Linked DNA regions of Mus musculus: all the other regions are linked to region 3. Evidence: chromatin loops called from intact Hi-C (ENCODE). Cell type or tissue: heart. All regions are shown on one strand. Region 1 has its middle 8.1 kb from the start of Rad21l. Region 2 holds the start of Snph (syntaphilin). Region 3 holds the start of Nsfl1c (NSFL1 (p97) cofactor (p47)). Region 4 overlaps Sdcbp2 (syndecan binding protein (syntenin) 2). Region 5 overlaps Vsx1 (visual system homeobox 1). Region 6 overlaps Rspo4 (R-spondin 4). Region 7 overlaps Sdcbp2 (syndecan binding protein (syntenin) 2).

What was found. Peaks named below come from ENCODE experiments on the same cell type or tissue, not always from the same donor. Only the 100,000 strongest peaks of a DNase experiment are listed, where the experiment ranks them.
Region 1: it touches region 3 in a loop (4-fold over the local background); 22 of 42 quality-filtered maps call a loop at or near these places.
Region 2: it touches region 3 in a loop (3.0-fold over the local background); 2 of 42 quality-filtered maps call a loop at or near these places.
Region 4: it touches region 3 in a loop (4-fold over the local background); 8 of 42 quality-filtered maps call a loop at or near these places.
Region 5: it touches region 3 in a loop (7-fold over the local background); 4 of 42 quality-filtered maps call a loop at or near these places.
Region 6: a loop joins it to region 3, with 4 times the contacts of the local background. A loop is called at or near these places in 7 of 42 quality-filtered maps.
Region 7: it touches region 3 in a loop (3-fold over the local background); 8 of 42 quality-filtered maps call a loop at or near these places.

The regions. Positions count from the first base shown.
Region 1 is chr2:151,674,669-151,678,668 of GRCm38, forward strand. No RefSeq gene overlaps it. Among named protein-coding and RNA genes, the nearest start is that of Rad21l, 8.1 kb to the left of the region's middle. In heart, a CTCF peak has its summit at 1,753 (motif pointing left); no DNase peak of the experiment used is centred here; H3K27me3 peaks cover 605 bases.
Region 2 is chr2:151,630,268-151,634,267 of GRCm38, forward strand. It overlaps Snph (syntaphilin), which reads right to left and starts at 2,326. Exons shown (of 6, transcript NM_198214.3): 1 at 2,189-2,326; 2 at 1,881-1,987. In heart, CTCF peaks have their summits at 1,983 and 2,182 (motif pointing left); a DNase peak (open chromatin) is centred at 2,314; H3K4me3 peaks cover 1,365 bases; H3K27ac peaks cover 675 bases; H3K27me3 peaks cover 3,720 bases.
Region 3 is chr2:151,491,994-151,495,993 of GRCm38, forward strand. It overlaps Nsfl1c (NSFL1 (p97) cofactor (p47)), which reads left to right and starts at 2,189. Exons shown (of 10, transcript NM_198326.3): 1 at 2,189-2,419. The coding sequence starts at 2,315. In heart, a CTCF peak has its summit at 2,152 (motif pointing right); a DNase peak (open chromatin) is centred at 2,228; H3K4me3 peaks cover 1,330 bases; H3K27ac peaks cover 720 bases.
Region 4 is chr2:151,573,630-151,577,629 of GRCm38, forward strand. All of the region lies in intron 1 of Sdcbp2 (syndecan binding protein (syntenin) 2), which reads left to right. Among named protein-coding and RNA genes, the nearest start is that of Sdcbp2, 3.0 kb to the left of the region's middle. In heart, a CTCF peak has its summit at 1,675 (motif pointing right); DNase peaks (open chromatin) are centred at 2,202 and 2,592; H3K4me3 peaks cover 1,361 bases; H3K27ac peaks cover 1,451 bases; H3K27me3 peaks cover 1,017 bases.
Region 5 is chr2:150,677,049-150,681,048 of GRCm38, forward strand. Vsx1 (visual system homeobox 1) reads right to left here. Exons shown (of 5, transcript NM_054068.2): 5 at 3,654-4,000. Among named protein-coding and RNA genes, the nearest start is that of Vsx1, 10 kb to the right of the region's middle. In heart, a CTCF peak has its summit at 1,525 (motif pointing right); no DNase peak of the experiment used is centred here.
Region 6 is chr2:151,860,795-151,864,794 of GRCm38, forward strand. The region is part of intron 1 of Rspo4 (R-spondin 4); the gene reads left to right. Among named protein-coding and RNA genes, the nearest start is that of Rspo4, 20 kb to the left of the region's middle. In heart, a CTCF peak has its summit at 1,645 (motif pointing right); no DNase peak of the experiment used is centred here.
Region 7 is chr2:151,584,373-151,588,372 of GRCm38, forward strand. Sdcbp2 (syndecan binding protein (syntenin) 2) reads left to right here. Exons shown (of 9, transcript NM_145535.2): 4 at 437-537; 5 at 1,955-2,113; 6 at 2,695-2,870; 7 at 2,950-3,121. Among named protein-coding and RNA genes, the nearest start is that of Sdcbp2, 14 kb to the left of the region's middle. In heart, a CTCF peak has its summit at 1,758 (motif pointing left); no DNase peak of the experiment used is centred here.

The sequences.
Region 1 (4,000 bases), 180 kb after region 3:
TCTGGCTCCAGCAGCATCATCCTAGGGTGTCATTTACAGTTGCTGAAGGCTGCTTTGCTCCAGATGCTAGCAGTAGGAAAGGGCAGGAGCCTGGCTTTCCTGATACCCCCGCCTCCTCTGTCCCATGGCATGACTGTCCACAGTGTTCTAATGAGAACCTCAGGAGCATGACAAGAGCTCTGTTTAGACAGGAGTTGGAACTGAAATTTAGTGTCACCTGTTAGCTTCTTCACTCATAAAATGGGGCTGTAAAATCAGTCTTGCAGAGATGTTGATTGGGTTCCGTTCAATCATATCATTACATATCGCATTGCTGTACATGGCACTGGAAGATAGAGTGGATGACTGAAGATGACAATGAGTAGCTTTGTATGATGCTGATGCAATCCTTCTTAGGTGGCAGGCACTGGTGTGAATGCTTTGTGTCCTACTACTTCATTTACTCCTCACCTCAACCCTAAGGGACAGGCAGTGTTAGCCTTGTTCTACAGACAAGTAAACTGAGGGACAGGGTGTTTAATGACCTGCCTAAGAGCACACGATTAGTAAATGGCAGAACTGGGACTTGAAGATAGGCAGTAAGACTGTACCTTCAAACACTGTAATCATCCTAACTCCAAAGTTGTAACTGTCAAGGTCAAAGGGTGGCTCGGTGGATAAAAGCCGTTGCCACAAAGCCTGACAACTTGAGTTCCATCCCTGGAACCCACATCATTAAAGAAAAGAATTGACTCTTGCAAGTTGTCCTCTGACCCCCCACATGAGTGTTGTAACATACATGTACTCTGCCCCCGATAAAATAAATATAAAAGAAAAGGTAGCGGTCATTAGTGTATGTGTGTGTCTTCTTCAATTTCTCACTTTACTTTTTTTGAGACTGTATCTCATTGAACCTGGATCTTGCTGGTTCAGCAAGACTTGCTGGCCAGCAAGCCTCAAGAGATCCTCTTTCTCCACCTCATCAGGATACGGTGTCTACCAATGCACCTAGATTTTTATGTGGGTGATGGGATTGAACTTGTGCCCCCATTTTTGCATGGAAAGCACTGTATTAACTGGCGAATCTCCTTGGCCCCCATTATTATTAATTACGACAAGATACACTGAGTTCTTTCTGTGTGCCAGGAATGTGCCAATACACTGCTTTTGCTCAAGAGCCCTGTGAGGTCATTTCTTTTAATATCTCCACTTTACAGAAGAGCAATGAGAAACATAGGAAAACTGTATTACTTGGGCTGGACGTGTGTCTGGCTTAGTTGTTAAGAGCACTTGTAGCTCTTGCAGAGGATCTGAGTTTTATCACCAGCTCCACCATCTATAATTCCAGTTCCAGGGCATCCGACACCCTCAAAGGGAGACCCAGTGGGTAAAGCCCAGGCAACTCCCAGACCCAGGGGAGATGGTTTACAGCAGCCAAAGTGACTATGCATAAAATGATTGTTGCTACCATCTGAAGTTTTGGGCAGTTTATACATAAGAATACATGCTTGGTCAGGTGTCATGGATGGCTCAAGACCAGAACCAACCTGATCATTTATCATTAGCCTAGCATTAGCCCCGCCTTGCTGCCTCAAGCCACTGTGGGTTTCATGTATTGAATGGCTCTTCTTCCTGTACCTGAGTTGTTAGCATCTGATCACACTGTCACCCTGGGTGTCAGACGGGGGTGACTCTGCATACCTGCTTTTGCTGCTTTAGTGGACAAAGCCCTGCCTTTTCCTTTCTAAGATCATGATCTAAGTGCTCCCTCTGGTGCTCACTGGCTGATCTGGATGGAATCAATTCCCAGCCTTCTGCAACCAGTGCTCAGGATGCTGTTTCTACCACTGGGGCTCAGTCTGTTTGTTCTGACCTTGCATCAGAATTAAACACCAGTTTTAGGTGGAGGGTCTTGGACCAGAAAAAAAAATCTTTCAGAGGAGCAGCTGCAGAGCTCTGGGTCGATCTCCAAGATAAGTGTGAAAGTGGGGATGGCAGGGTTTTTTTATTTCATTTTATTTATTTATTTATTTATTTATTTATTTATTTATTTATTTATGTTTGTCTGTGAGTTACCTATGGGAAACTGGAACAGGCATAAGGTAGCAGCAGTGTCACTAGACATGGTGGTCGGGGGAGCACTGTTCTTTCTCCTTTGTATAGCCAGGCAGGTATGTCTTTTGATGATGGCTATTAGCAAGCTTGTCCGTTTGTTTCACAGGTTAGTATTCACCCCACAGCAAGAAGAGTAAGTTGCCAATGATCTGTCTTTCCAGGGTGGAGTGCTGTATGACATGCTATATATGAATGGCTCCACTTCATTTGTGCAATAATAGTGCTATTATTATTCTCTTTTTATATATGGGGAGATAAGGTGAATGAAGCCCAAAGAACAAAATGTAAAAAATGAGGGGATGGCAGAGATGCTCTGCCCATAAAGTACTTGCCACACAAGCATGAACCTGAGTTCTCATCTCAAGCATCAGTGTGAAAAACAGGAGGGCTAGAGAGATGTCTTGGTGGTTAAAAGTGTGTTTGCTATTCCAGAAGACTCAGAGCTTGGTTCCACAGGTCAAGCACCTCACAACTGCCACCCACTCCAGCTTTAAGGGAATTGTGTAACAATTTCCTCCAAGATTAAAACATTCCAGTCTGCAGGAAGCTCCTTAAACAGAAAGGTAAACAACTCAAAATAGCTTCAGGAAGTTCCTAAAACTGACAAGACTTACTGGTCTCCTCCCTGTAAGAGTGAACAATAAAAGTTGAGAATCCATCTGAGACAAAAGGAAGCTGAGCTGTCCAGAAGACTTTCGACACCAGACCAGCTGCCTGGAAAAAAACAGAAACCCGCTGAACTGCTTGGAAGAGGTGAGCGCAACGGAAGCACCTGGAAAGGACACTCCAGTCGGCTGAGCTGTCTGCAGGCTGTGCAGTGTTTTCCACGTTCCCAGATTTGTGAGTTGTCACACATGCTGGGTTGAGTATTGATGATACAGTTGTCTTTGAGTCATTTATTTTAAGTCACCCTTTAGCCATGTTCCTCTAAACAACCCCAATAAAAGCCATTGGTTCACCAAATTGGACTCTGGTGGTATCAGTACTTTAAGTCTATTGTCAGTTCCCTATCTGGGGTGAGTAGACATTTCTCTTGTGTCTCCCCAGAAAAAGTTTTGTCACACAACAGGGATCCAGATCCCTCTGTGGTCACCTGAACACCACCCCCATAGCTCCGTGGCCAATAGAAACAGACGCAGGAACACACAGGTTTTTTTTTTTTTTTCTTTTAAGCTAGACGATGTGGTATGCACCTATAATCCCATTGAAGGGAGAAGAGATTGGAGGATCCCTGGAGATCACTTGCTAGTCAGCTGGAAGCTCCAAGCTCATTGAGAGACACTGTCTCAAAAGCTGAGGTGGATATCACACACATAAATATACACACAGAGACATACAAGAAATGGTAGGGTTGGAATTAAATTAAAAATTAGCTTAACAACTGTGGTGGTTTGAATAGGAATGACCCCCATAGATTCATGTGTTTGAATGCTTGGCCCATAAGGAGTAGAACTATTAGAAGGTGTCCCTTATTGGAGGAAGTGCATCACTGTGGGAGCAGGCTGTGAAGTCTTACGCGTTCAAGCTGCGCTCAGGATGGCTCGTACTCTCTCCCTGCTACCTACAAATCAGGATGTGGAACTTTTAGCTCTTTCTCCAGCACCTTGTCTTCCTGCACACTGCTATGTTTCCTGCCACATTGATAATGGACCAAGCCTCTGAAACTGTCAGCCAGCTCCAATTAAATGTTCTTCTTTATAAGAGTTCCATTGTTCGTGGTGTCTCTTCACAGCAATAAAACCCTAAGACAACAACCATCTCTGTAGTCAGGATCAAGCATGTGAAAATAGTTTTTTTTTTTCCTTTTGAGATGCTAAGGATCAAATTCAGCCACACACAACCGAGACAAGTGCTAAGCCACTGAGTCACATCTCCCCAGTGCTTACTAAGTAGCTCAGAGTTGGCC
Region 2 (4,000 bases), 140 kb after region 3:
CCAACTCACCACAGGTTTTTTGTTTTTTGTTTTTTGTTTTTTGTTTTCCCAACATAGCTTGTTTGGAGGTATCATTTTCTCAAATGTATTTAACTCAACACTTATTAAGCACCTACTTTATGCCTTGTCATGGGCCAGAGGCTGGAGACAGAGAAGCAAAGACTGGGCCTCTGCCAGAGGGAGCTCACAGTCCAGCAGGGATTTAGGACAGAAGGGATGGGAGGGGGCATCCCACTCTTTTGACCTAACTGGTGCTGCGGCAAAAACTCCACCCCACGCTGTTGGGAGCCTCCTTTATGTTGCTGGAATAAACTAGAGCTAGACAGGATGGCTGGTCAGTCGGCTGAAAATGACAAGAAGGAAGGAAACAGAGAATAGGAAATGTGGGCCCCAGAACTTGACTCTCTTGCTTCGGTCTCAGAAGAGATTGTGCAGGGAAGGCAAAGATTGAGATCTGTGATCCTGGCTCCTGCTCTCTGCCAGCACTCAAGACTCATGTGCTTCTGTTCCCATGGGATGCCACCTATGGATGACAGGGTCTTCCAAGCTCATGGCTGGATTATACATGACTGCAGGCAACTGTCATTTGCTAGAACTGTCTTAGCTCTTGCGACGGAAATGTTCTCATCTTCTGGTTGCTCTGGAAGAGTCTGGTGGGGCAAACATGAACTCCTCTCTCTCCTAATTTGCCTTCAAATTCTGAATCCTTGAAAACCTACTGTGTGTGTCAAGCCGTTATCTCAAGAGCTTTCATATGAATCTCATCTCACCCTTAGAACTCTGAGGCCGGTACCATCTCCCAGGTTCACAAATGAGGGAAGGTAAGTAACTTGTCAGGGCAGGGATATTACCATAGAATCCTCTGATGCTTCCAGTGTTGTGAGACCCAGAAGGTCAACATTCCACTCAGGAAGTCCAGAGTCAAAAGAGAATGGCCAAGGGGACCTCAATTATTTCAAGGTCCGAACCTTAAATGGTTTTAATGGACAAGTCTCCAGAGTTATTGAAGCCACACTCAAGTGATATATTAAAATTGTACGGATCATCTAGCCCAGCCTCTGCACTGAACAGACAAGCAAACAGACACCCACACCCCAGAAAATAGTAAGATGGCTACTTGGAGCCAACCAGCAAGTTAAGGCCCAGAACCTCAGCCTATCTCACTTCCTTACACCCCTTGACTTGCAGAGACCAGCATTTTCTGGGAAACTCCTCCAGCCCACCCAAGTACCCCCAGGTGGGCAGAGAAGGCCAAGGCAACAAGCAGCATGTGACCAGCCTCGCCACCCCTGCAGCGTTGAAGCAAGGGAATGTGGGGAGTTTAGAGGCTGGCAGGTGTTGCAAGCCGTCTGGCTCCCTGCTAGGGAGTGGAAAGAGAAAACAACAGATACCCTGGAAGCTCCAGGGAGACTGAGGCAAATTTCTCACTCTAGGGATCATGGGAAATTCTGCCAGATCTACTGTAAGGCTCTGATGTTTATCAGTGGGCAAGATAGGAAGGCAGTCACAGGCACTTGACCTTGTGGTGGGTGTGCTGTGCGGTTCCAAAGAGAAGCTCACATGTTTGCAGAATGCCAGAAGAGAAAAACAAACAAGAAGGGCGAGGGGTTAGTTCCCTAAAACCCATCTACTAGATGTCAAAGACCTTGGGCGTCTTCCCTACTGAAAACAGCATCCTCTAATTAATTAGTAAATTTCACGCTAGGGAGAGGGGTGCTTACGAGGATGTGGGGGAATGGAGGGAGGCTAGGGATGAGTCACGTTAATCCCCTCCTCGCCTGGTACCTCTGCGGGATCGCGCCACCGCAAGCGGTCTCAAACTGACCCTGGCGGCCGCGGAGCCACGGAGGCCCCCTCCCGCTCCGCCGTGGCCTCCTCACCTGGGTCCACTCGCCCTCCGCAGTCCGGCCGGCTCGCACGACTCCCGCGCCGCTTGGCGCAGCGCCTCTGCAGTCGCTGCAGCAGCCGCCTGGCGGTGATCAGCAACCTGCGGCGGTGGGGAAGAGAGAGACAGAGGCGGGTGAGCGCCGGTGGCCGCAGCCCGCAAGCTCGGAGGACACGCTGCCCGCCGCGGGCTAGGGCAGCTCCTGTGCTTGGCCGGCGCCCCGCACCCCCGCAGTTGCACTCCTGGGTGCGGCGGGTGAGGCTGGGCGGTGGGCCCGGAGGTCCCCGGGGTCCTTGTCATCACCTGCGAAGGCTTCCATGGTTTGGGCTGCCCCCAGGAGGGCAGCCGGATTGCTCTCCCGAGCCCCAGCTGAAGGTGGCTAGCGGGTGCTTGCTGGGGCTGGGGCTGCGGGGAGGGAGAGGTGGAGGGCGGGGAAGGAGAGGTGGATGGAGGGGGATGAGCCAGTCGGCAGCTCGCCGGCAGCTGCGTAAGCCTCCCGTCTTCACTTTCCTTCTTAAAGAGATAGTTGGTTTCGCTCTGAGAGCCCTGGAGCCAAGACATCAACAAGCATGCATGGGGTCCTTTATTACCTCCAACTAGCTGTTGCTCAGAGGTGGGGGATGGGAAGGACTTCAAAGGGTATCTATCCCTTCAGCTTCTGGGCCTCAGTATCTCACCCCTTGGCACACATTAAGTAGTAGTATTATCTGGACGCCTTTAGAAACATTTTTGACCCCCTAAACCAATTTGTGAATGTCAGGAGTTATTTAATGCGAACAGCTCTTGCCTTAAAAAAAAAAAAAAAATCTTAAAATCCCGAAGGTATTTAAGAAATGTTATCCTTTGCAGTATTAAAACAGTAAGCTGGAAAGTTGGGCAATAAAAAGCGAATTAATCCTTATTGTGGGTTTGTCTCCTGCCTTTTACCTGACATCAAAGGGCTCAAGGGACCACAAAGTCCAGGAAGCTGGATTTCTAGCGCTCCCATTTCTGGCCGCCATAAGTTAACTTGCTGGCCTGGTTTCTTGCCTGCCCCACTGGGTGCAGTAGGAAGGGGCTCCCTTCTTGAAGCAGCCCTTTCTGGTCAGCTGGGCCTTTGCTCACTACCTTCTGGGAAGTTTTCACCTTGCTGTCTTGCTCTTATTCTAGCTCAACTCGCTGGTGTCCTCTCACATGACTTTGCCCGCCACTCATTTTGCTCTTTTGCTCTTAAATTCTTCCTTGCTGGGCCTCTACCCCCAGCTTTTATTTGCTAGTTCATGGGTTTGGAACAACCGAGACGTCCAGTTTGCTCCTTGGACTCCTCAAAGTCTCTGCTCAGACACTGCTATCTCAGGGAGGTCATCTGCCATTGTCAACTTGACTGAATTTACAGTCGACTCGGAAACATATGTTTGAATATGTCTGTGAGGGTGTTTGCAAAGAGATTTCCCTAAGGAAAGAAGAAAGGCCCACTTTGGACGTGAGCTAGGGCCCGGACTGGATAGGGTGAAAAGAGAAAACTCATTGCGTAGGAACATTCATCGCTTTGCTTCCTGACTGAGGACACAACGCGACCATAAGCTTTCTGCCATGTCTCCTCTGACATGATAAACTATATTTCCCTCAAACTACAGCCAAAATAGTCCTTCCCTTTTAAAGTTTCCTTCTGTCAGAGATTTGGTCAAGGTCCTGAGAAAAGTAATAGACCTTTTCCAGTCAACCTACAGAGCGCACCGACCTCCTCTTCCTTCAGTCGCTTGTTCTTGCTGTATGTACACATAAACGTGTGTTTGTGTGGGTGTAGGTGTGTACCCCGGAGCTTGTATGTGTGTGGGTGTGTGTGCACACCAGAGGTTGTGTGGATGGGTGGGTATATGTATGTACACCAGAGGTCCTTTTTAAAACCACTCACCACTTTCGTTTTTGAGACAAGGTCTCTCAATGAGCCTGGCTGGAGCTCACTCCCTGATTCACTACACTAGTGTGGCCCTGCCTGGCTTCTTTACCTGGCTGTTTAGATTCCCATGCTCACTGGAAGGCACTGGAGTGGCTGAGCCACCTCCCCAGCAATGCCCTCCCTCATGCATTTATGTCTGAGTTTTGCTGTTTTAATTATCTGTAACTGAAAAAAGA
Region 3 (4,000 bases):
CTTTCACAGAAGAGAGATATGCAAACTTTTAAAACAAACCCTCCCGGTCTGTCTGTGATGCCCAGAACCTCCTTCCAGCAAGGTAGCAAATAGCCAGTAAGTGCAAACTGACCTGGAATGAGAGTACTGAAATAGGGATGGTGTGGGTTTGGAAATCTGAAAAGCATAATGTGCACTTAAGCTGGGCTATTCGAGGAGTAGAGTGCCATGGACGCCATAGGTGGTGGTGATGATGATGATGATGGTGATGGTGATGATGGTGATATATGTGTATGTTATCCTGGAGTAATGTTGTTGTTCTGGTGGTGGTGGTGGTGGTGGTGGTGGTAGTGGTGGAGTGTGTGTGTGTGTGTGTGTGTGTGTGTGTGTGTGTGTGTGTTAGTCTGGAAGCCATGAGTATTGTGTGGAGTGCCCTGGATATTTGGGAGAACATGTGGAATGGACTAACTGGAAGCTATAGGTTCTGGGTACATTTCATACCTGAATGACAAGAAAGTCAGCTTTAAATTGAAACCAGAACTTGACCACAGGTGGAGCTGTGGGTGATGCTGTGTATATGTAGAGAGACAGCGAAGATAGAGGCTTGGTCAGTCTTTCTCCAAACTTCCAGGCTAGGACATTTGTTTAAAACTGGGATTGAAACTATAGCCTCTCCCATGACAGGCAAGGCCTCTGGCACTGGGCTGCATCCTCTGCCTTTTAGCATGGATTCACTTTCTCACCAGGTTTAGTTTTGTTTCCCAGACTGACTTTAAATATGCTCTGCAAGGTCACTCTTTCAGTCTCAGGCACCTGAGAAGCTGGGACGGCAAGGCCCAGGTTGTACTTTTCATTAGGTGTGGTCCTACTGAACCTCTGGTTTCTGTCTTTACCTGTAAAATGGGAATACTAACCTCTACCTAGCAGAGGTTTATTTTATGATGAAATAGATAATAATGTGAACACAGCACCTTCAGCAGGCTAAGGGAACCCTAATGCCCTGCACCCACAATTATTCCTATAGTCTTCTTGATAGCTGTCAGGCTGGGCAGAGGGCTGACTATGAATCGGACCAGCATCAAAAGCAGATAGGGTTCTCCTTACTGCTTCTCTGCAATGTGTTAGGTTCCAAATGGCCTCTGTGGGCCTTTTCAGTTGGTTACAGTGGGACTGATCTGCAGTTATACCAAAGGACGGTATTCACACCAATCCAGTGCTGTCGCGTTTGCAGCCATGCCCGAGGCTGGCTTAGAAGTTGGAGATGCCCCTGGCAGAGCTACTTCCTGCTCTTCATTCTCATAGTATGACTCTGTGGAACAAAAAGACTGAAAGGGGCTCTTGCATAGACCACTCCCTGTGAGATCCTCATTGTCTGATCCATGTGTTATTTCATCCATTCACTTATTCATTCATTCACACATTCATTAGTAGTGGCTTCATGCACAGTGAATGTGGCTCTGAGTCAGGCATAGGAAGAAGAGGAGAAAAACAAAGCATATAATCAGCTGACAGGAACCTCACTGAACACTCAATAAGTTCTGGTAGAATAATTGCTGGTCACCAACTTAGCAGATTGTAGGATGGTAACAGTTTAACCTTGAAAATGAGGGATAAATAGATGGACTTAGGAGGCTCCCAGCTTCACTTGTCCCCACTTTCACTTGAGGGGCAGCACTGTTGGAGAGAGAGCTCTAAACTTTCTCTGTAGGTGACACATGTCCATCTTACCTCTGCTCTGAGTCTCCTTGTCCTGGGCCAGCCTGCCAGTGGCAATGCAATGGTGATTTGCTAGATGCTGTGGAAAGTGGCAGGCTGAGACTTATACTAGTTTAAGATAGGAAACCATGGGGATGTGAGCATCGGTTAGAACTGTTAGGGTCAAAGGACATAAGCAACAAGAAGACAGGATACTTTGTTTTATCTCTGTTATTTCCACAGCCCTTGGAAGAGCATCAAGCCATAGACAGCGTAATGCTTCAAGAAGGAAATTAATGTGCAAATAAATAATTAACGAAATAAAGGGATGAGACCATGAGTAATTTCCAGGATCTGATTTCGGGACTACTTCATCCTGTGGGAAAACCAGCCCCTCCCTACTCACTTCCATCGACCTTCTACTTCAGCCATTAAGGTGAGGCTCACATAGGGGCCACCAGAGGGCGCGAGGCGGCTAGGTTTCCCACACGGAGGGCTTTTCCTGTGGCACCGCATTGGGCGGAGCCTACGAGCAGGCGCCCAGCGGCTGGACGCGGTAGAACGGCGGGCGGAACGCAGACCTGGGGTTCGGGCTGTTGCAGTGTCCGCCGGAGCGGTTTGGGAAGTGCACGGGGCGAAGATGGCGGAGGAGCGGCAGGACGCGTTGAGGGAGTTCGTGGCGGTGACTGGCACTGAGGAGGACAGGGCCCGTTTCTTCCTGGAGTCGGCTGGCTGGGACCTGCAGGTAGCGCCGCGAGGCGGGCCGCTTCGGACGGGCTGGGGAATACGGAGTGCGGCGTCGGCTCTGCGATCCCTACGCGGCCGAAGCGCACAGTCATCCCTGCGGGGCTGGGCCCTGCCTGGCCCAGGCCTCATGGTGCCTGGGGTCGCTTGCCACGCGTCACCGGCCTGGCTTGGAAGTTCATGGAGGCGGGCGGGCCCTGCTTTGCAGGGCCTCTGTTTTCCTGCGGGCTCGCAGTGTTGGCGAGACTTTGGGCGCTGCCGCAGTCCGCGTGGAGTCGTCGCCTGGGGGCGTGGCTGCCACGGCGAGTGCCTGCGGGTGGCCGGGTGGAATCGAGTGCCCTGCTTCCAGATGGAGCCCCACCGAGGTCGCGGTGGCCTTCCGATTCCGCTTCTGCAAGGATGCTGTGCTGGTGGGGGAAACCCTGCAAGGCATCAGCCCACGCCCCACTCTTGCCTAATTGCAGGGAGAAACTACCTGTGGGATTGTGGCGCACGTTTGGGGTCTCTGCACATTTCGTAGTTAACTGTAAAATGGGAATTTCTTAGGACTTACTGTCTTGTTCACTGGCATGTAGTAAATAGTCACTAAGGAATTAATTTAGAAGGCAAAGCTCCACCAGGCATAAAATGTTGCACACTTCTGATCCCTAGAGCAACACCCATCTCTTATTGCTCAGAAACACAGTAATTAATGTTAGAAAGAATTGATTGCATAAATGTCCTTGGCCAGCCTACATCTTAGGTAGATGACGATGACTAATATTTCTTGAGTACCTACAACAAGCCAGGCACTGTTCAGCATTACAGAATGTCTCATTTACATGTCTCACATTGCAGCTGAGACTTGGAGGATAAATAACTTGCTGAAGAGCTAACTACTAATTAAACAGGTAAAGACTAACCCTATCTTATGGATAAGGAATTGGACCCTCAAAGGGACACCGAATGTGCTCACTGTGTGAGCTTTCTGATGTAACCATGTCTACTGACTGTAATATTTAGCTTCCCAAACATTAGGGATCTTTATTCCTTTAACTCTTTCAGCACTCTGGAGGCAGAAGATCTCTGAGTTCGAGACCAGCCTGATCTACATAGTTCCAGGAGTAAATAGTCCCTCTTTCAAAAACATAACAAACAGAAAGATGCTCTTAAAGGCGCTGTGAAGCCTCTGTGCTGAGTGGAAATACATAAGAGAAAAGCTTCTATCCCAGTAGATCATCCGAACTGAGGCTCTTACCTGTGTGGTAACTTGACTAGCAGTGCCAGGACTTGAATGCAGGTTCTCTAAATGTCAGTTTAGTACAACTCCTACGATGGCACATGACTTCCCAGAAGCTGGTTATACTACATGAAGAATACCTTCAGACTGATTGTCCCATGACAGCTCATTTCCTCCTAGACAGTTGGTTACCTTTTAGACAGGAGGTGCCTCCTCCATCTCCGTGGGACTTCATTGTTCTGTCTTCTCTCTTTGTGTGGAGAATGTGTGATAAATCAATGCCTTCTCATTGAGTTGGCGACAGTCACAAATGACCAAAGGACTCATATGAAGGGCTTTCACATGTGTAAAGCTAAGGTGACT
Region 4 (4,000 bases), 82 kb after region 3:
CATTCTTTGCTCTCATAGTCAGAGGCAAGCAGTAGGTTGAGCCTCTCTAAAGCCTGGCTTCTGTTCTGCCTCCCCTGGACCTTCACTGGGAGAACAGAATTTCCTGAGTCCCGTTCCCTCTGGCACAGTATAGCCCTGGAAGGAGGAGGTACATGCTTGTGGCTTAGCAACAGCCTCCTCCTTGCCGATTCACCAGATCCCTGGGCTAATTTGGCCTTACAGAAGCTATTACTCCATCACATTAACCCACGCTTCTGTTTTCTGAAGGATAGATGAGTTGTCCACAGGAACAAGTGGGAGTCCCAGAGTTCCAGCAGTTTGGAACAAAGTGTTCTTATTCTGTAAGTTCAAAGATGGGGGCTAATGGGCCCCTTTCCAGCCCTGCTGATTCCCCAGGGCCTGACTGCTGATATACTGTGTTGTTATTGCTTACAATACGAAGATGTATAGAAAGCTCTGGGATGGAGATCGAACGATAGTGAGGGGAGGGAAGTCCTTGGGAGCAAGTCCCTTCCGAGAGTCAGCTACCTGCAGGAACTGAGCAAGCTCTTGCGCTGTCACACTACTTTCTGTGTATCTCACTAGGGCTGGAGTTTCCCTCCCTACACCTAGTTTTTCTTTAAGAGGCTTTCTACAGGTGGTAAGTGGGAAAATGTTTATCAAGGTGTCAGATGACATTTCTGGGGAGATGTGTACAAACACCTATTCACCTCAAAGAACCAATGGCACACCAACTAAAACAGTGGCTCTCAACCTTCCTAATGCTGTGACATTTAATACAGTTTTCCTCATGTTCTGGTGACCACCCCAACCGTAAATTTTTTTTTTTTTGTTACTACTTCATAACCGTAAATGTGTTACTGTTGTGAATCATGATGTTCTGATGGTCTTAGGCAACCCCTGTGAAAGGATTATTCAACCCCAAAGGGGTTGTAACCCACAGGTTGAGAACTGCTGAACTAAAATAAACTAGTCCATGCTCACTGTGGTAAACCAAGGAGTTTAGTAGGATTAAAGGAGCCTAGGTGATGCAGGCAGTTCCCCCCAGCATTGGTGACAACCCCAGAGAGAAGAACCTCCTCTCCCCTCGCAACTGTGCACTGCTTACATAAGCCTGGGGAGGGCTCTGTGAATCAGCTCTCTGCGCTCAGAGTCTTTTATGCTTCCTTAGGTTCTTGAGTCTCAAAGGCCTCCCACTCCCTCCCAGGAGGGAACGTTGTTTCAATTCGGAGGAAATAGCTACCTACACACTAGGTTTTCGGGATTCTCTGCCCTGTGTCTGCTTTTCTCCTGTTACTCTATGGAGACACAGGGCTTGGCACTAGTGATTCACACTGGCTAGTAAGGATGGCCAGCAAACCAACATAGCATGGTGGAATTTCAGCCTAGGTAATGCAAAAGGGAAGGCCTGGCTCGGAGTATGGACTTCCTAAATACGTGTGGAATGAATAATGACCAGTGAATCCGAAGATCCTTGGGGTTTGTGTGGGTGTAGGGTTTAGGGGCAGGCTTAGAACTGACCAATTCACCACGTGAACTGTGGATGGCATTTAAGGCAGAGGGAACAGCTCTGCCACGGCATGAAGGCATGGATTAGCAAGCTGAGTTTTAAAATCAGCAAGCTATTTGAAATGAAGGGAATGCATGAGTAAATGGGGGTAAGAACGACATGTCCACCAGGGGTCAGTCATGAAATGTTTAAAGTCATGCTGAAATCTGAGATTAATTATGATGTCACCAACAGGTAAAGGCAGGGTCTGAGGGTAAGTCCCTGATTTCTGGCTCAGTTCATAAGAGTATTTGGTGGGGCTGCTATCAAGATTTGGGAACATTTCAAGGTAGTCACCTGAAAGTAATAAATATCCAAAAGGGAATTTATGCCCACGCCTCCCTATTCAGAATAGCACACTCTACTCTCACTGGCTTAAACGTTCCATCCTTCATGGCCACGGGCAAGTCTTGGAGGTTTCCTTGATTTTCTAGCTTTTCACCTGCATACCAATGCCTGAGAGGGTGATTGGTTTAAGTAGGAAGTGATACCCTCGGGCAAGTCCACTTCCCTAGGCAGCAGACGCCCAATGGTTCTAACTCTGGTGGTTGGTGCGTCTGCATCTTCAACTAGGGCAGGTCAAAAGTTGGCGCCAGGCCACAATCCTGAGAGCAAGGCACCAGAAGCAACCACCTAGGGACTTGAAAGCGCTTCTAAATCAAAGGGAGAGGGGATCTCCTTTTCAGAACGAGCAGCGGGGCGGGGTGTCGACTCTTGCTTTCTTCTCCCACCCATTGTAAATCAAATGGTCTGACGAGCATAGAGCCCCAAGGGGCCTTCGGAAGAACCGCGGCCTCTAAGTTTTTTTAGGAATGCATGAGGAGGGCTGCAGAGGCAGGCTGGCCTTCCGGTCGCATATTCCACTGCATTGCGGGTCTCTTTGGAAAGTCTGAAGCCCGGCGCAGGCACATTCTGCAATTCCCGGGAGAAAAAAAGCTGTCAAGGTGACTCCGCAGCCGTGGGGCATCCTGGGAACACAGGCCCCATCCCGAAACCCCGCGCGCGCCCGCACGCAAGTAGACTTGGTGCACATGCGTCAGGGGCACCACACGCAGTAGCTAAGCAGGATTTCTGCGCAGGCGTTATAGACTACAAGCGGAGACGCAGCTTCCGGCTAAGTTCTGAATCCTTGGATAGGGAAGTGAAGGCAGCTTGGGGTCGTGGAAGAGCGTGACGTAGGGGCGTACAGAGGCTAGGCCCTGGACAATTGAGTCTCTCCCGGGTATTCGGTGCATGAAGAGTGCGGTGTCTGACCCACGTGCTTTCATTTTTTTAAAGGAAAGAGACGGTTTGGGATTCATCTTGAGTTACTGCCCAGGCAAGGATGCCTTTTAGTGAGGGGAAGGACAGCAGTTTTCAGTAAAAAGAATTTGTACCATTTCTTGCTAAAGCAGTGATGAAAGTGTTCCAGGAAGTGGGTCTCTGAGCCTGTTTTCTCCCAGAGGGCAAAACGCATCTGCTCCTTTGCTGTACTGTTGGAAAAAAAGGATACAGGTGGCTCTTAGGTTCGCATCCGCATAGTGCATACTGGTGGCAAAGTATAATTTGGTAGATGGTAACTGCTGAGTGTTATTTCAAGGTTAAAAGTCTCCAGGAGGGTGTACATGGTAGGGCAGACCCCAGATGAAGGGGTCTTTTCCTGAAGTTGCTCTAAAAGGAGATTAGAATCATATGCTTCCTGCCCCTAGGAAATTCTTGTCTTAGGATCCCCATTTCTGCCCCCAAAGGCTAGCCTAGGACAAGGAACTGCAGATATCCTAGCAGCCAGGCAGGCAACAAAAATCAGCCAAGGGCTGGTTGGGTACTTGAGTCATAAGAAAGCAGGTACAACCCCATCTAGGAAGGAGTCCTGACCATGCTACTTATATTTTTCAGTACAAATTAGAAGTGACTTTTTAAATTTTCAGATTTTGTTCATGTGTTCATGTCAGATAAGAGGGGCTACAAGTGGGTACATGAGTGAGTGAGATGATTTGGCTGATCTAGGAAAGGAGCTGACACAAAAATACCTTTCAGGAATAAACTTTGTTAGGGGAAAGAGTCTTGAGACCACAGAAGCCATGATCAGGTCTTGACAGGGCAAAACATAAGAAGAGATGATGACTTCTATCAGAGACATGAATGGGGCCTTTAAGGACAGGAGAGGTTTCCCTTTGAAACTTAGAGAGGAACTTCATTAAAAGAGAGAGCTTAAAAGTCAGAAAGACAGCCATTATAGACAGAACAGGGTAGGGGGGCTGTGTCAGAAAAAAAAAATTTTTATATACTTTCAGAGAGTGGAGGTAGTGCCACACCACACGATTTAGTCTAGGATAGTCTATGTGAAAGAGAACACAGAGGAGCCAGGTCCTGGCTAGGACCATAAATCAGGCTGAAGGATTTGGTCCCATAGAGTGATCATCTCAAAGGCGCAGGTCTGTGACCTGACAATTCATATTTAACTACCCAAGA
Region 5 (4,000 bases), 810 kb before region 3:
AACCTTAGAAACATAGATGTATCTTATATATAGGACAGTTTCACCTCTACAGAGTACCTATGAGACATACTTTCAGTGTCTCACCAGTGGGTGAATATAAACAAGTGTTAGTGACAGGAAATGTCTGTTATGGCCATGGGGCTAAGAAAAACAAGATACAGACAAAATCCTGGGCAACAGGAGCACAAAAGGTGACAGGTCAGAGGCAACTTCCTAGAATCCTTTCACTATTTGAGGAGTTCTAATCTACATTTAATAGTTATGTGAGACCAGCCACATGTAATACAGAATGTATAACTTCTAATCTAGCAGAGGGGGAAATGGAGGAAACTGAATGATGGAAAGAGGAAAACATAGATGTTAACTAAGAAACTAAGCATGGCAGGAAACGCAAAGCGTGCACACACAGAGACACATAGACAGACACACACACAGACAGACACACATATACACACAGAGAGACACAGACAGACATACAGACACACACACACAGACACACACACATATGCACACAGAGAGACACAGACAGACACACAAACATATACACACAGACATACACAGAGACACACAGATAGACACACACATATATGCACACAGAGACACACACACATATACACAGAGACACAGACACATAAACATATACACACAGAGACACAGAGACAGACACACATATACACACAGAGATACAGAAACAGACACACATATACACACAGAGATACAGACACACACACATATACAGACAGAGACAGACACACACATATACAGAGACACAGAGACAGACACACACAGAGACACACACACATATACACAAAGAGACAGACACACACAGTGACACATACACACAGACACACACAGAGACACACATACATATACCCACAGAGACACATATAGAAACACACACACACACACACACATAAACAGACACACACATGCTGATAAAAGTAAATGACTAAGTTGACGCTGTAGTAACAATAGGTCCACTGCACAACACAGTAACTATGGATAACAACCAACATCTGTTGAAATGACCACTGTTGGATACTTTTCTTGTTTCTGTGATCAATGCCTGTAAAAAACGAGCAAACAAAAAATCTTAAAGAAAGAAGGGTTTGGTTTTGGCTCATAGTTTGAGGGCAAGGTCCATCATGCTGGGGAAGGCTTGACAGCCAGAGTGTGAAGCAACACGTCACATTTTGTCTGCAGTCTGGAAGCAGAGAGAGGTCAATGCTAACAAGAAGCTCACTTCTTTTTCCAACAAAGAATAGAGGGTCTTTGTTGGAAGGGAATGAAAGAGAAATCCTGAAATGTCAATGTGAGACCGAATAAAATCAAGATGGGCCACACTTGGAAACTAAAACATTTCAAAGCCTGTTCAGAGATCAGGGAACAGAGAGGAAAAACAAGACTGGTGGTGTTGAGGGCAACTGGGAGGGCTGGGTAGAAAAAGGACAGAAAATTTCTCTAATGCAAATAGTTATCTATGGCTTTGCAATGGACAGAGTGGATGCATGTTTGCAGTACCTGCCAGTAGGTGGCGCCATTGTGCCATTTGTGATAAACCGGGTCCTAAAGCTTTTTTCCCCCAGGGTGAACTTGTAAACTTGAGGACCAGTAAACGCCATAGAAATTTGAGAATATCTGTTTCTTCAGCCAAGGCAGTGGTCCTTGAGAGGAGCTGCCCTCCATACCAGATTTTACCTGCCTGTTTGTCAGAAGTGTGGTTCTTGTTTTGTCAACAAAATAACAAAGGTGGGAACTAAAGTTTGAAAACTGGAAGGCTCACGAACTCTAGCCTAAATCAGCGTTTCAAGACCAGCTTTCATGAGTGAGAGAGAAACCCATGAAGACTTTCGATGCTTTTGGTTTGCATGAGATTTCAGTTACCCAAGGACTAGAACTCAGTACCGTCACTTAATTTTGTTTAGAAATTAGTGAAAGCTTCAGCTAGATTAGAGACGTTCCCCTCATCTCCTGCTCTTTATTCATGGCCTGCCTTCTTTCTCGTTCTTTCTCTGTACTATTTTGTTCCCTGTCTGTAGATTGATCCCCTCAACCATAAATCAGAAATATTTCTAAAGCCCATAGGTAAGTGAACATGAATTCATTCCCCTTATCATTTCCTAGATGACACACCCTTCAGCCATCTACCTGGCATTTACACCGTGTTAGGTGTGATAAGTCATCTCGAAGGGACTGAGCTGTGTGGGAGGGTGTGTGCCAGGTCTATGAAGACAACTGTGTTGGATCAGTTACTTTCTGTTACTGTGAGAAGCCACCCATTGAGCTCCCAACCCTCCTCCCTCGACCTCCTGGCTGTCAGAAATATAGCTGTGCACCACCACACCTGGTTTCATATGAAGTTTCTAGGAGCCTGATGTTTCATTTACTGAGTGCCTTTCTTCTGTGGATACCTTTGTGTGGTGTGAGTTCCTGTCTATGCACTTACATGTGTGGGAGTGCACCTGTAAGGGAGGTTCCCATGGACATATGTATGTATGTAGTGTGTGTGTATGTAGTGTGTGTGTATGTAGTGTGTGTGTGTGTATGTGTAGGCACAGACTTAAAATTAATGTTAGGCATCTTCCTCTATTGTTCCCCACTTATTTATTGAGGCAGGGCCTCTCACTGAAGCTACCGATCACCAATTATGGCTGCTCTAACTAGCCAGCTTGCCCTGGTGGTCCCTCACTTCTGCCTCCTGGGTTGGATTACAGGCAGACCACCATGCCTGTCTAGCATTTCCATGGATTCTGGGGATCCAAACCTCAGACCTCATGCTTGCACAGCAAACATTTTATCCATTAAGCGGTCTCCTCAGCTCCTTCCTCTTCAGTGTTTTCAATATCTATCAATATAACCTTCTTGTACAGTCTGAGATGCTAATAAATGTGTAAGCAGTTTCCTTCATAACATCAAAATACCTTAGCATTGCCAGGTTATGTGTAATATTAAAAAAATACCTTTGTGTGCTTGGTGTAGACCGGCATACAAAGAGCATGTCTGGCCTTCTGTTGGGTTGTAAACACTGAGAATTATTTGCACATTTCACACTTCCATTTATGGCGCTAAATAGAGCTGGGAGGTGGGTGTATCGACTTTGGGGGTTCTAGAATTAGGATGATGTTAGCGTTAGAAATCTTCTTACCTTTTTTCTGTGTACCAGAGCAATGTCTGTACCATTAAAATGCTTTGTTGAACTTTTAAGAATTCAGGTGTGGCTTAACCATCGATCCACAGCCATATTGTAGTACAATGCTCTATGGATTCCTTGCTTAATGATCTTTAATATTTTGTGCTTTTGCTGATTTAGTGCTAGTGGTATGCATTACCTAAGGGGAAAAAAGTGCCATTTGTAGATTTTTTTCCCTAATAAAAGCGTATGGGTTTGAATTTTGTTATTATTTTATTTTGTTCTAGTATGGGGGTATTTGGTCTGCTTATAAGTCTGTACCCTTCACACATTCCCAGGTCCCACAAAAGCAGAAAGAGGGCATTGTATCACCCACAGTGGAGTTACAGGTAGTTGTGAGCTTTCATGTGAGTGCTGAGAGCTGAACCCAGGTCCCCTGAAAGAGCAGTGAGTCCTCTAAACCACCAGCTCCCCAGCCCAAGTTCTGAAGAGTTTTAAAACAAATTAATGAACATACTGGTTATTTTAGTTGTGAATAGTGATTTTTATTTTATTTGTTTTTTTTTTTTTTTTAAAAAACAAGATCTCATGGCCAGGCCTTTGATCGCAGCACTTAAGAAGCAAAGGCCAAGCAGAGGCCAGCCTGGTACACAGTGAGTTCTAAGACAACCGGAGCTCTATAGTGAGGTCCTGTCTTGGGAGGAAAAAAAAATCTCACTCTGTAGCAAAGGCTAACCTGGAACTTGAGGTCCTCTGGCCCAGCCTCCCAAATACCAGCACACTGAGCTATAGTGCTTTTCTTACATATTTAACACAGTTTTAGCTGCGGGATCACAGTGGCACAAAACTGTGGTCCAGCTACTGTGGAGG
Region 6 (4,000 bases), 370 kb after region 3:
TCAGCTGCTGGCATGAGGCGGAGCCATACCTGTGGGGTCAACTGGCATTTCCACTGGGAAAGCCCAGTCTCGATTGTGAGAGACGGTTGTTCAGGGGGATCACATGGGGTTGACTCTGATGCTCCAAAAAAGCCCATGAGGTTGCAATTAGAGCCCAAATGTGCGTATTTATAAGCTTGTGTCTGATCCAGGGTAGGGTAGGGTTTCAGGCCAAGATTCACCTGACATGAAGAAGGACCCAGGGTTTTCCCAGAGTGCCATGGAGGGCAGTGGAGCAGGTGGTACTGCAGGCCCCTCTGTCTTGCAGAAGCCTAGTTACCCACCAGGGTCTTTTTGCTGTCTATCGAGCTAGGTCTTTTCTGATTACAGGCTGACAGAGAAGCATTAGCGAGAGTGGAAAAGTGCTTTTCTTCAGAGCCATAAGGAAGCCAAGCCCCGGGAGGGCCTGGACGGCCCTTAGAAGTCTTGCTGCCTTTTGGAGCTTGTGAGATTCCTGGCTAATGCTCCTCTCTCTCTCTCTCTCTCTCTCTGCGTCTCATTTGTTTATTTCTCTTTCTCTCTCTGCTTCTGTATTAGTCAGAAGTCATTTGGTTGTAAGTGACAGAAAAGCTAACTCAAAATGCCTTGAGAAATGAGGAGAGTGCACAGGGCCTCTGTGGTGGGGCAGGCCAGGTGATGGAGGCTCCCTTTCCAACTCAGATGTAGCTCCTGGCTCTGCCACTGTGTGCTCTTCACTCTCAGAAGGTTCTTGGTTTGTGCAGCACTCGCCAGCCTCCATCATCCACAGCTGCATAGGTCCAAAGAGCAGAAAAGAAAACATGCATGAAATATCACATACACTACACCACACACACACATACCACATACCATATACCACACCACACAAACAAGACATACACTCACATACAATATACAAAATACAACACACATACACACAAAAACAACACACACCCCTAGTGAGTTAAGGAAAAGGAAAACTCCGAGATGGTTTCTGTTGGGGCACAGGCCTCGATCTGGACCAGTGGTCGCTAAGATCAGGGGCATATGGTGGATCTATCTGCTCAAGCCAGAGTGTAGATGGCTCCACGTGTGCCCCAAAAGTCAGGTGTTTTGAGGGCTAGCATTTGCTAGAAAAGTTGCCAGGGCCCACCAGTGGCCACTTTTCCTTGGGGAAGACCCTTGCACCACCCGACCTGCCACTGTCCTTAGCTACCGAGCACAGTCCCAAACACCAGCACTCATCCAAGGTCGCTTTCCAAAGGTTTGTCTTAACTGGCCCGGCTGAACCAGGACCAAGCCAGGACCAGACAGCATGTGCCTGGTGGGCAGCTCCTTTGCTCAGGGAAAGGAAACTGTAGCAAGGAAGACACTGTGAAATGGGAAATGCCCAGTGTGCTCACTTCAGACTTGGACCCAAACCAACCACTTAACTTTGATACAGTCAAGTTCAAGAACCATTGTGCTTGGATCTTTCTGGAGCAGCACTGTCCAAACTCCAGGAGTCTTGGCTTTTCGTTCATAAGGTGAGCACTGGTGTTTCTATGCCTATGACCTTGAGGGGACACCATTGTTCTGTCTAATGATAAAGATGCGATTAAAGTCTAATTATGAAAATTCAAAAGATGCCATAACAGTATAGAGACACTAGAGGGCACTCTAGCAGATTGCTGGGTCTTTTGCCTTCAGCATGTTCTCTCAGTGTCTTCCAAGGGGTGCTTCGGCTCTAGTAGGGGTTTCCTTAGGTTTAGAACTTTGTTTTGCCCTTGAAGAAGTCCCTGCCCCTTGTAGTCTCAGGGTCTCCAGGGAAACTGCAGGTGTCAGGCTGAGAGATCTGTAAGCTCTTCTGGCATTGGGAACAATTTTGCTTCGCACAGGCCTCCTGGTACTTTTGTCTTCTCAGACTTTATTTTTGTGGTGCCTGCCACTCCTGCTATGTTGAATCCGATGGAAGCCAGGCCATGGCTTCATCTCCTGCTGCTGGTCACAGACAAGCCCTGCACTGGCACTCTGGGTTGGGGTGAGGAGGGGACAATAGTGGGAGGTCTCTGCCTCCTGACTCTGTATTATCCTGAGCAATTCCTGGGTTTCCTCAGCTAGAAAATGGCAAAACCCCCATTGCAAGGTATCTCAGCCCACAAATTCTGTTTGCAAGGAAAACCAGCTTTGCACTCCGGTGACAGGATGTAATTGCAGTTTGTCTAAGTTTCCATGGCAACACTTTTGTGTCAGTTGAGGGCCCCTTGCCCTTTATCACTGGGGTCTCAGCTCAGTTCCACAGGCTTCCGTGGTGCCTAGCACAGAGCGAGCACCCTCATTGCCAATAACACCGCGTTGCTGACCTGCCCAACATCATAAGTCTTGCTGTTTGGCAAGGCCAATGACCTTGGTAAGGTGTGTGAGATTTTCTCCTCCTCTGGTTAAAGCCCTGGGTTCATGTGATGAGTGTACTTGTGTCTTTCTCAAGATCCCTCTGCCACAGGGATCTGCCAAGGCTCCTGCCATTGAAACTGCAACTCTAACAGAGGAAGACAGAGGAGAGAAGAGTCATGTGGGCCCTTCTTGGCCCATGACATACATGCCCATCTCACTGACCAGGGTTAGACATGTGACCACTTAACAGTGCAAGGGGACCTGGCGAATGACATTTCCTAGACAAATCTGTTATAACTCAGCAGTCCCTTCCTGAGAACAAGGGAGCAAATGAGGGAAGTGACTGGCCCGGGGCCTGAGGCTGGGTCTCCACTGCTCCCAAACCCCCTTCTCCTGAATATGTTTCCTTCCCTACCTACTGCCTAAAGTTGAGGGGCTGGAGAGGGGATCTGGAGGAAATGGGGAAAAGTGACTATATCCCCATGAAACTAGAGAGATGGCTCCGTGGTGAAGATCATTGGCCACTGCTTTAGGGGACTCTGGTTCAATACCCAGCACCCACGTGGCAGGTTCACAAATATCTGTTGACTGTAGTCCCAGGGAACTCAATGCTCTCTCCTGACCTCAGTGAACACTAGACGTGGTGCATCAACGTACCTACAGGCAAAACAGTCATACACACAAAACAATGATCTTTTTAAAACTGTAGTACTCCCTACTCCGGTGCACCAGAGAAGTTAAATTCTTTTTTCTTTAAGTGCATTTTGTCCCAAACTGTTTCAAGTCTATAATAAAAATTAAAAAGGAATATAATAAACATTCAGGTGTATATATGTATTCTTGTGTTTCTGTGCACCTGTGCGTATGAGCATGTGGGAGCCAGAGGTCAACACTGAGTGTCTTCCTCAGTCACTCTCTGCTTTGTTTGTTTTCAGAGTCTCTTGGAGATTCCAGAGCTCTCTAACTTGGCTAAACTGCCTGGCTGGCAAGTCCATGTCTCTGCTTCCCTGGCATCGGGATGACAACCACACCGTACACTGCTGGCTTTTTGTATGGCTGCTGAAAATCAGAACTTCCTCCTGCCTTCGTGGCAGGCTCTTCACTGACCGAGGCATCTTCCCACCCACCACCCTCATCAGCTACTTTGACCCCATCTCTCCATGTCCACGATTGCTTCAAATCAAATATGATAAATATGAGTGACGTCTCACTTCTTTCCCAGCTCCTCACCACCTCTGCCCCAGAGGTGCCCCCATCCCAAATTAGGCGTGCATGCACCCCTTATATGTCTCATTCCTCGAATGCCTCTTGTATAGCCAGTGCTACAAATCATGGTTCTGCTGTTGAACTTGATACAGATGGTGTCTTCTATATGACTCACCACACAGCTTGCTCTTTTTCCTCCGTGCTGGCTTTGAGCTGCGTCCACAATGATAACTAACTCTGCCTCAGCCATTTATCACGGGCCGTGCTATGTGTGTGGTGTACGGCTGTGGGATATGACTACCTCCCCGCGTGTTTATCAGTTCTTCCCACAGCGGGTTCTCTTTTGTGACTATGTGCTATTAAGCCACCCTGCAGTAAACATCTCTGTCAGGGTCTTGGCATGGATATGCAAGAGTTTCTTGGC
Region 7 (4,000 bases), 92 kb after region 3:
CATAGCAACCGCGGGTCAGTCCTGTGAGAGAAGCTTAAACTAGGGCCCATGGTCCCTCTTCTTGTCAGGGCTCTGCTGGCTCCCTGAGCTGTCCCCCCCCTTACCCTACCATGGCCTGTGGTCCCTAGTGGTCTCAAACCTGCTCTGGCTTTGTGTTAATTGTCCAACGGGTGCCAAAGCAGTTGAGCTGAGTCCCTCAGTAGTATAGGAGGGTCTATATATACACATAGTCTGAGGCTGCTCTGAGACAAAGGTGCTTCAAGCCTCGTCAGAGCTGGCCCAGGCCACCTGCAAGCATTCCCGGAGCACAGGACATACTCAGGGGATCAGAGTAGCCTTGGCGAATTTCCCTAACTTCATGGAAAAAGAGAGGCCCTGAGCCAGCCAGGGTGGCTCTGCATACCCGAGTGACACCTTGTTTCTTCCTTACCATCAGAGTTGTATCCAAACCTGGCAGAACTGGAAAGTTATATGGGACTGTCCCTCTCTAGCCAAGAAGTTCAGAAGAACCTGACTCAGATTCCAGATAGTGACAATGTAGGTATTTGTCTCTTGCCACTAAATATCCTACCTTTTGGTCTTGCCATTTTAAAAGGTGTGTGTGTGTGTGTGTGTGTGTGTGTGTACACATATATACATGCATGTCAACCCAGCCATTCTTTATACCAGTAATTAGGAGCAGATGCACTCATCCTAAATTATGATTGCTACTTTTTTTTTTTTTTTAAGACAGTGTCTCACTGTTGTAGCCTTGGCTAGCCTGGTACTGGGTATGTAAACCCAAATGGCTTCAAAGTCATAGAAATCTGCCTGCTTCTGCCTTCCAAGTGCTGAAATTAAACAACCCCTCTCCTTGGTTGTCTTTGAAAAAGATTTGTTTTATTTTTACATATATGATTGTTTTCTCTGTATGTATGTGCACCGTATATGTGATTGGTAGACAGCTGTAGAGCTTTTATAGAAATGTGCTGTGTCTGTGTCACAGGCATTGGCTGCTTTGCTAGATCTTCCAGTGTGCGCACACAGGAAACTGTTTGCTTAGGTCTTTGTTCATGTTTCTGCATCCTAGATTTTCGTCACCTTTGGTATACAGTCTCTGCACGTGTCTTGTTAGAGTCACACATAGCTCATTTTTTCTGCTTTTTTGGGGGAGGGTGATCAGGTGTAGATGAATAGTTGAGTCTGTTGCCCAGGCTGACTTCTAACTGCTGGGTTTGAGTGACCCTCTTACGTCAGCCTCCTTGGCAGCTATGACTACAGCTGAATGTCCCTGTCCCCGCTCAGTTGATTTCCGTATTCTGACACTGAGTTCTAGATCTTGATGAGTGTTTGTATTTAACTTATGGCTGGGAGTTTTAGATTTCTGCAGCCATACTAGTGGACGATCACGGTATCTATCACCAGGAGCAACGGTATCTTCCCGTCCTGTGTGATCTTTTCTGTTTTCTTGATTCAGTGCACTGGCCAGATTGTATAGTCCTGTGTCTGGTGAGACTGGAAATCCTCTGGATATCTATAGGAGGGGTCGTTTTTTTAGTTTTTATTTTGGGTTCAAATTATTTTGTCCAAGACAAAGTCAAAACTAGCCCTGTCATCTTTGACAACTCACTATTTACTGTGCAATTGTCTTTTTTTTTAAAGTGAAATTTAACGGCATCTTTTTTTGATATTAATTTCCTTTCGAAGATACAGTGACCCCTTCCTGAACCCAGCTTCCTCTCACCCTCCACTCATGCTTAGGGATGTGGATTTTGGTGCTCTCTAGTGGTGTCACTGAGCTCCGTTTTCTCTCAGCCTCTGCAAAGTGTGTGAGAGGGGAATGCAGGGACTGTTTGGTCCTCTTTACTCATCCCTACCTATAACTCAGAGACCCTTGAGGCATGGGCCCCAGGTGCCTGGCTGAAACACCCCCCCCCCCACACACACACACACACTCCCACTACTGTATCTGCAGATGGTGGTCACTAGCCCTGGACCTGGCCAGGTGGTAGCTCCAGTATCTGGGAACAACCTGGGTATACTGCGTGCAGAGATCAAGCCTGGCGTGCGAGAGATCCACCTGTGCAAGGATGAACGTGGCAAGACTGGACTTCGCCTGCAGGCTGTTGACAAGGTAAGCAATGTCTGAGGAGGACCCTTTGGAGGAGAGTGTGCTCCTCTGGTGCTGGATAGCCTTGTCACAGCCCTAGGAATACAAGTTCCTCTTTGGGACAGTCACCCAGCAGCCTGAGATAGCATAGTATATAGGGGCCTCCCCTCCCAGGGCTCAGAGAGCCTCTGTTTATAGCAAGGAAGATTCTAAGAAGGCACCTTAATATCTGAGGCCTTGAGGCTGTGCCTTGTTGCAGAAGGAATTAGCCCCGTACAAGGCTCCAGCCACTCAAGAGTCTCTCACCCCCTACCCCATTTTCCTGTGCCATAACTCCCGTGTGTATGGCTTCCTGATGACTGTAGAGAAACCCAGCCAGACATCTTTGAGAAGGGCAGTGTAGGAGAACAGATCAGGATGCTGACATTCTGATTCAGCTCACTCTGTGTGGTCTGGTGTGTTTCCTCCTTCAGGAAAATAGGGGTAGCTGTGTATCTTAGGTCCCACTACACTGTAAGCTCACAGGATATGGGGAAAGAACATCTTAGAGGAGGGGCCTGGGCTCAGGCAGCCAGAGGTTCTAACTCTGGGTTCCTGCTTCCCAGGGGCTCTTTGTGCAGCTGGTCCAGGCCAACACCCCTGCATCCCTTGTGGGTTTGCGCTTTGGGGACCAGATCCTGCAAATTGATGGCTGTGACTGTGCTGGGTGGAACACACACAAAGCTCACAAGGTGTTGAAGAAGGCATCAGCGGAGAAGATTGTCATGGTTATTCGGGACAGGTGGGTATCCAGGTCCCAGCATCCTCCCTGCCTAGCCCAGCCACACCTGCAAACCCAGCTTACTGTCACTCTCCACCAGGCCATTCCAGAGGACTGTCACCATGCACAAAGACAGCTCAGGGCAAGTTGGCTTTTCCATCAAAAAGGGGAAGATCGTGTCTGTGGTAAAGGGAAGCTCCGCCGCCCGCAATGGACTTCTAACCAACCACTATGTGTGTGAGGTGAACGGACAGAACGTCATTGGGCTAAAGGTAGGTGGTGGTGTAGCCCTGTCAGGAAATGTGGTCGTCGTGGAGATGATGAATGTGGGACAGCTCCTGTCTGCATAGTCTGGGAAACCTGCCAGAGCCTCAACTTCCTCTCCTAAGGCTGATGAGGGCTTTAGTATGACTTTGTGTGTGACGTTAATCAGAAGGAGTAGATGCCTAGTAAGAATTCCTTCCTTCCTAACACACAGGGTGTACCAGAGGAGTGTTGTAATGTGTGGGTACATGGGCACCCAGGTTGTTCCTGGTCACAAAGACTCTTCCTCCTCCTCCTCCCTGCTCCTCCTCTCCCCTCCTCCTCTTCCTCTCCCTCCTCTTCCTCCTCTTCCTCTCCCTCCTCTTCCTCCTCTTCCTCCGCCTCCTTTTCCATGTGGCACTTCCCTTTGGATGCTGATTACATTCCGTAATGGGGCTTCCTTTAGAATACTGACTTAGAAATCCATTTCTGACCTTGGCTTACTCTTCAGCGAGGGCAGACGAGTTATATCTTGACAAAGCGAGCTGGTGCACATGGCTTTAAGCACATGCTATAGATCTGGAAAGATGGGTGTCTTCTGGGAACAGGCAGTGATGAGTTGTGTGGTCTGAGCCATGAACAGATGAAGTGACTCAGTCCTGATCTCATGCCGCTCTACAGTGGCTGAGCTGCTCTACCCCATGTGTGCATGGGTGGGTGGTGGCATCTCATTCCATAGAGGCCCCAAGCCACTTCTATTGTGTGTCTGCTTCCTTGGGGGCAGTCTCCCCTCACCTTCTGTGGAGACTTCTTCTGGTGGCTTGTGCTGCTGTGTTCGGGAAATTCTTCCTGTGTCTGGATCCCTCCTCGTGCATCCTCTCCCAGTTCTCTGTGACCAAGCAAAAGGC